2 separate regions of the Homo sapiens genome follow, and region 2 is linked to region 1. The links are chromatin contacts, found by Hi-C or POLR2A ChIA-PET in ENCODE. All regions are on one chromosome and are shown on one strand. The core of a region is the stretch at or near the end of the contact, and the rest is flanking DNA. Distances in the headings are between cores, read along the strand shown. Region 1 has its middle 65 kb from the start of MIR4771-2. Region 2 holds the start of ANAPC1 (anaphase promoting complex subunit 1).

The links. A loop is a pair of places that touch in the nucleus more often than their neighbours do. ChIA-PET counts read pairs that join two places held with the same protein, here RNA polymerase II (POLR2A). Pooled maps may share reads with other maps.
Region 2: a pooled map shows a loop between it and region 1 (4-fold over the local background). The contact joins the promoter of ANAPC1 here to the enhancer-like site in region 1. A Hi-C loop is called at or near these places in 1 of 50 pooled maps. POLR2A ChIA-PET finds 5 or more read pairs at or near these places in 2 of 52 experiments (activated CD8-positive, alpha-beta T cell and activated T-cell).

The regions. Positions count from the first base shown.
Region 1 is chr2:111,704,247-111,707,878 of GRCh38, reverse strand. No RefSeq gene overlaps it. Among named protein-coding and RNA genes, the nearest start is that of MIR4771-2, 65 kb to the left of the region's middle. RefSeq lists enhancers at 1,060-1,843, 1,844-2,629 and a silencer at 1,713-2,007. Within about 2 kb of position 2,083, at least 7 of the 41 ENCODE cell types and tissues checked have a DNase peak (open chromatin) inside an H3K27ac peak, as active enhancers do.
Region 2 is chr2:111,882,330-111,885,961 of GRCh38, reverse strand. It overlaps ANAPC1 (anaphase promoting complex subunit 1), which reads left to right and starts at 1,769. Exons shown (of 48, transcript NM_022662.4): 1 at 1,769-2,020. RefSeq lists enhancers at 1,246-1,395, 1,739-2,532.

The DNA of each region.
Region 1 (3,632 bases), core at 834-3,333:
ACAGTGTCCTGCTGCAGGTGTGTGACACCACAGAGCCATGGGCTGTCGTGGCTGATGTCCGTGGGGTTGAATCTGGGCTTCGGTGGCTCTGCAGACATTACTTAATCTCACTCATCATCACATCCTTCATCTATAAAATGGGCTTACAGGCTGTCCACCTTTTGAGTGGTTGGAATCACTGATGGAAAAGTTGATATTGGAAGTGTACTGAAAAACTTAGGAGGGCTGGGCACGGTGGGTCACGCCTGTCATCCCAGCACTTTATGAGGCTGAGGTGGGTGGATCACTTGAGGCCAGGAGTTCAAGACCAGCCTGGCCAACATGGTGAAACCCTGTCTCTACTAAAATACAAAAATTAGCTGTGCATGGTGGCACACGCCTGTAATCCCAGCTACTTGGGAGGCTGAGGCAGGAGAATCGCTTGAACCCAGGAGGTGGAGGTTGTAGTGAGCCGAGACTGTGCCACTGCATTCCAGCCTGGGTGACAGAGCAAGATTCGGTCTAAAAAAAAAAAGAAAAGCTTGGGAGTTGCTAAATGAATGTTACCTTCCATGTGCCTCGTCCCACAGATTGAGCAATCCAGGAGCAGAGGCAGTGACCTAGAATCACTAGGGGTGATTATCATAAGAGATTTTCAGTATGTATGGGGGCCTTTGGGGGAGATATTTTCCCTCGAACTGAGGGAGGTCTTCTTGCGTCTTCAGGTGGTGCTTGTCCCACGGGCAGGATGCACAGTGGCTCCTACACATGGGGTTTGGCAACCCTGTCCCTCCTCACCTTGGTGCCCCAGCAGTCCCTTCATATTTCTGTCCTTCGCATCTTCTCTGAATTCCTGAATTCCTAGCTGCTGCCTTGGCAGCATGGCCTGAACACTGTGCCCACTGGCGGTCGTTTAGAGGGCAGAGGTGTTCCCTGGGCTCATAGGGAGCCCAGCCGGGCACAGGGCACAGCACTTGCAGGTGGATGGAGGCTCAGGAGGCACAAGGGTATTGCGGGCAGATGAAGTGGGGCTGTCCCCTCGCCTGCCCTTGCTGAGAAGGAGACTCTGGTGGGGTCAGAGGGTCCCAGTCCCTGGCAAGGCAGCCTAGTGGGTACCATTTGGGAACAGGCAACTCATAGCCTACTGCCGCTTGTGCATGGTTCAGCCTATAGAAGGCAGCCTTGGCTTGCAGCCCAGTCCCAGTTCCTTCCAGGTGGGACCACAAGACCTGAGCTATGTGACACAGAGCATGACAACTTTCACGTGGGCCACCTCTTCTAGAATGGCTATGAGGCCTGACAGGTCCCTGCGCCCCCTTGGACAGCTAGACTTGTGACAGTAAGTGATCAAACAGGGACAGGGCCTGGTGTGTGGCCGTCCCTCTGCCCATAGGAGGTTACCAGGTCTAGGCTGAGCTGGAGCTCCATAGCACTGGTTTCTAGAATAGTGCAGATGCTGGGCCTATCCTGGAGGCTACACTTAAAATAAAAAAAGAACAAAAAAATCTTTATTAGGGTGTAACTCTTCACAGTTATTCCTAGTGCATAGGGGAGCAACTGTTCATGATGTTTTCTGGAGGCTTCTTAAAGGAAACCTCTCACCCTCTCTCGGGTGTGGCACTTGGCTGCTGGGAACAGACAGTTTATCTTGCAGAGAAAACTGTTTTGCAAGAGGTTTCCCACCATTATGGTCTGAGGGAGGGTCCCTGCCAGCTTTTCTTAGTCACTTGGGCTTAGAGGGAAGGTGGTTTTCGTTTTTTTTTCTCTGTTCTTTTTTTCTGAAGGCAAGAGCCATCTGGGGGCAGGGCACACATGGGTAATTACCCTGACTTGGAGAGACAAAAGGACTGCTGATCAGCAGTTCTCAGGGCAGCTGCAGGTGGCTGATGCTTTTGGTGGAATATCACAAAGTACCCAGGCTGGGGGTGAGTCAGAAATCCTTAGGTCACTTGTGGTTTTCTTTCATGGTTTTGCTGTGACTATTAACTTGTTTTTACTTAACAAGAAAAACAGGTGTTTGGGTGTCTGTTTGAAACAGTGCTGCCCTGCTGTTAGCAACTCACTGTAGTCACGAGGCTGCCCTGGCTTGGCGACACTGAATACCTAACTGGAATAAGGAGCAAACCCTGGAAGAAGCCGGAAGCCAGTCCCGTGAGAGGGATGGGGCATCCCTGAGCACAAATACAGAACCTGGTTGTTGTGAATTTAAATCGAACTTGGAGTCAATCAGCCAATTCATTAATTTGAATTGCTTACTTACTGCGCCAGCCCCTAGCACCCTCCTGCACAGCTTTGGAGATGAACTTCCACCTTGGAATAAGCGTGTGTGCTTGGATCTTGGCTTTGCTTTTGTATGTGTAGCCAGGTGAGCCGGCAGCTCTCACCTGAGTTGTGTTGCTTTCTGGAGGGAAATAGAGGCAGTGCCTTCGTCCACATGCTGCTGTGGGTTTTCTTTCCACCTGGCCAGGCAGCCAGATGCTGCAGCTTTTTAAGTCTCATTAACGTCAACGTGTGCACTGCCCGTTACCAGTACCAAGAGACTGACAAGAACTCCTGCCTCCCCAGCTGCAGGTGCTGAAGGCTTCCCTCAAGTCCTTAGGCCTTAAAGGATGAGTTTCAGGCTTTCTGCAAAGACTATCAGAAATGGGAATCTGGCTCAAAGCAAGTCTGTGCAATTCTGCACAGGGATCAAAGGAAATGGAGGCACCAGTTTGAGTCCTGGGCCTTGGGCCTGGACATGGCTGGGATCTGCCAGAAAAACAGACCAGGAACTCTTTTTTTTCTCTTTTTTTTGAGACAGTTTCTTGCTCTTGTCACCCAGGCTGGAGTGCAGCGGCACGAACGCAGCAACTTACCGCCGCATTGACTTCCTGGGCTCAAGCGATTCTCCCACCTCAGCCTCCCAAGTAGCTGAAACGACAGGCATGTGCCGGCTAATTTTTCAGTTTTTTGTAGAGATGGGGTCACACTATGTTGCCCAGGCTGATCTCTGACTCCTTGGCTCAAGTGATCCTCCTGCCTTGGCCTCCCAAAGTGCTGGGATTACAGACATGAGCCACCACGCCCAGCCTGCTCTTTTTTTTTTTTTTTTTTAATTTCTTTAAAAAAATTTTTAAAAAGAAAATTGGGTGGAGAAAAACAAAGTGTTTTTTAAAAGAAAAAACAAAAACAGGAGTGGGGCTGTATTCTGCAGCTTGGAGCACAGGTGACTGTAATGCCGAATAGTGATTGCTCAGGGCATAGCCTTCCCCATCCCCTTTCACCAAACCAGACCCCAAGGCTGTGGGAATTCCTGGAAATCATGGGGTACTTGTGCTCTGTCCTGTATGGCCGAGAGCTCCAAAGATTTGCTGCCTTGCTGTGCCACTGCGGCTGGCAGGGAAGAACCAGAGCAGCCGGTGAGTCAGACACTCGGGGTGATTGTTGCTGAAGTCATTTCTGAGGGAGGTGGTCAGCACCTCACTGCAACCAACTGCTCTCCAGGAGGCACCAGTTGCAAAGGTGGGCGAGTGCAGTCGCTGCAGGCAGACTTTGCTCTGTATCTTGCTGTGTCCCCAGTACTGTGGACATGCCCAGATCCCAGCAGACAGTTCATCTGTTGGATTAATCTGTTTTATTCTTTTTGAAGAAGAGGCAGTCCAGGGTGGAAAGCC
Region 2 (3,632 bases), core at 520-3,019, 180 kb before region 1:
ACTGAGAATGATGATTTCCAATTTCATCCATGTCCCTACAAAGGACATGAACTCATCATTTTTTATGGCTGCATAGTATTCCATGGTGTATATGTGCCACATTTTCTTAATCCAGTCTATCATTGTTGGACATTTGGGTTGGTTCCAAGTCTTTGCTATTGTGAATAGTGCCGCAATAAACATATGTGTGCATGTGTCTTTATAGCAGCATGATTTATAGTCCTTTGGGTATATACCCAGTAATGGGATGGCTGGGTCAAATGGTATTTCTAGATCCCTGAGGAATTGCCACACCGACTTCCACAAGGGTTGAACTAGTTTACAGTCCCACCAACAGTGTAAAAGTGTTCCTATTTCTCCACATCCTCTCCAGCACCTGTTGTTTCCTGACTTTTTAATGATTACCATTCTAACTGGTGTGAGATGGTATCTCACTGTGGTTTTGATTTGCATTTCTCTGATGGCCAGTGATGGTGAGCATTTTTTCATGTGTTTTTTGGCTGCATAAATGTCTTCTTTTGAGAAGTGTCTGTTCACGTCCTTCGCCCACTTTTTGATGGGGTTGCTAAACTTTTTTTTTTTAAAAAAGTTTAAAATATTGGCCGGGCGCAGTGGCTCACGCCTGTAATCCTAGCACTTTGGGAGGCCGAGGCGGGAGGATCACGAGGTCAGGAGTTCGAGACCAGCCTGGCCATCGTGGTGAAACCCTGTCTCTACTAAAAATACAAAAGTTAGCTGGACGTGGTGGCGGGCGCCTGTAATCCCACCTTCTTGGAAGGCTGATGCAGGAGAATTGCTTGAACTCGGGAGGCGGAGGTTGCAGTGAGCCGAGATTGTGCCACGGCACTCCAGCCTGGGCGAAAGAGCGAGACTCTGTCTCAAGAAAAACACACACACACACACACACACACACACACACACACACAAACAAAAGTTTAAAATATCAATTAGGTATATTTGTATTTAACTGTTTCATGAATCTTTGTTTCTAACCTTTCTCCTATAACCCATTCTTTTTTTTTTTTTTTTTTTGAGACAAGGTCTTGCTCTGTTGCCCAGGCTGGATGGAGTGCAGTGGCGCGATCATAGCTCACTGTGGCCTCAAACTCCCTGCTCAAGTGATCCTCCAGACTCCCAAGCAGCTGGGACTACAGGTGCGCACCACGCCTCCAGGCTAATTAAAAAAATTTTTCTTTTGTGGAGACAGGGTCTCGCTATATTGCCCAGGCTGGTTTCAAACTCTTGGGCTCCAGCAATCCTGTCGCCTCGCCTCCCAAAGTGCTGGGATTACAGGCGCGAGTGGCCGCTGGGGTTCTTAACTTGGGTCTTTGAATCGCCTTAAGAAGTGTCTCTGAATCTGGGAATTGCAAGCAACGTTTCTGTGAGGACCTTCACACAGTTCATCCACTCTTCGAAGAGTATGGACCGAAAAAGGCATAGAGCATTCACTGCACGTAGAGAAAATCAGCAACCCCTGCTCCCCACCCTCAGCCTGAGGTGCCTACCTCCACGTGGGGTCAGGAGGCGGAAGCGAAACCAGAAGAAAAAACCCTGAGATCTATAAGGCAGTTCAGGTCCCTAGTGACATGAGCTAAAGAGAACTTGGACGCCAGGACTGTAGCAGACAGAGTCCGGCTTCGGGGTTCGCATCAGTCGCACGGAAGGTGGAAATAGCCCCCAAGTTGTAACCCGCCGCGGTCTTCCCTCAACAGCGCAGGCGCCAGGACTGCTAGGACGCCGCGCACCTCCCGCGATGCCCCGCCCCGGCGCGAGGCAAGACGGGAAAGTCAAGATGGACGCGTCCATTTGAACGTCTCGCACGCCTTCCTGCCATTAGCACTCGAGCCCGCTGCTGTTGCCCGTTCTTCCTCCAGAATAGGGGAGGGAGAGGGAATGAGAAGCTGCTGCGGCCCAAGAGTCACTGTGAAGGACCCCGCCGCTGCCCTCGGGCCTCCTCGGCCCCTGCGCCTCCGGGGAGCAGCCGGGGCTCGCCGCGCCTGACGCGTCCCGAGTTATACAGGTGCGGGCGCCGTACCGCAGCACTTGGTGGTCTGTCGCGCGCCGCGTGACTCTCGCACCCGTCCCGAGGCCGAGCCTCCCCTGGTGGCCGTAGGTCTGGAAACCCGGGGTACTGGGAACCCGAGGGAGGGCCTTGAGCGTGCTCCGGGGCTGAGGGGGCCTGCGGGCGCTCCTGGCCTGCGGGCTGGGGTGCTCCTTCCGGCTCCTGCTTGCCAACCTCTTTCCTGAGCTGTGCGTAGCATCCCATGTGCAGCCTCAGCTTTCAGACTGGCCTCCAGCCCCTCTGAGCTGTTTTTCTGAGCCTCGGGCTCTCAGCCTGTTTTCACCGTCCTCTAGAAAGGCTGGGGAAGCTCTTGTGGAGACTTAAGCTCCCGTTAGTGTGCATTTGGGTCTCTTTTTTTTTTTTTTGGCAGGGTAGTGTTTGTAGGAATCATTGCTGATACTGTTATTTATAGCATATAAATTTAATAGTATTTTTACGTGTAGCTGTTTATGTTGCACCTAACAAGTAAAAACATTTCTAAAAGTTTGGGGTACTGAAAAAGTATTAAATATGTGGCATTAATCGGTACAAAATGATAATTCTTTAACAATTCTGTAATTTTCTCTCAAAGTTATAAGAAAATAACATTATAAAATTGCAGAACTAAAGTTTCATAAAGTCAAAAGTTCGTTGATGTTGGTTATTCTGTTGAATAAAATATAGGAAGACCAGCTGAATTTTGTTTTCTTTTAAGGTTTTTTTTTTTGTGGGGTTTTCTTTTTTTTTTTTTTTTTGAGAAGGAGTCTTGTTCTGTCTCCTAGGCTGGAGTGCAGTGGCGCCATCTCAGCTCACTGTAACCTCTGGCTCCCGTGTTCAAGCAATTCTCTGCTTCAGCCTCCCAAGTAGCTGGGATTACAGGCGCCCGCCATCACTGTCTGGCTAATTTTTGTATTTTTAGTAGAGATGGGGTTTCACCATCTTGGCCAGGCTGATCTTGAACTCCTGACCTCGTGATCCACCCGTCTCGGCCACCCAAAGTGCTGGGATTACAGGCGTGAGCCACCACGCCCTGCCCCTTGTAAGTTTTATAAGGCACTTTTTACTTGTGTTCCAAGTTCAAGTGTCCCAGTACTCATTTATTTCTAGCAGGAGGAAGAACAAAACTTGTGTCATGTTTTGTGACATAATTATATCCAGAATAACTTTTCTTTTTTTTTTTTTTGAGACGGAGTTTTGCTCTTGTCCCCCAGGCTGGAGTACAATGGCGCGATCTCGGCTCACTGCAACCTCTGCCTCCCAGGTTGAAGCGATTCTCTTGCCTTAGCCTCCCAAGTAGCTGGGATTACAGGCGCCCACACCATGCCTGAGTAATTTTTTTTTTTTTGTATTTTTAGTAGAGACAGGGTTTGACCATGTTGGCCAGGCTTGTGTCAAACTCCTGACCTCAGGTGATCCTCGCGCCTCAGCCTCCCAAAGTGCTGGGATTGCAGGCGTGAGCCATCGTGCCTGGCCAAGAATAACATTTAATTCACAGCAAAATAACTTTGTGGCTTTGGAGGAGCTGCAAAGGAACTACATAGGCTTTGGCTGTTTGTGTAACCATATAGGATTCTTGCCCTATGAGCAGCAA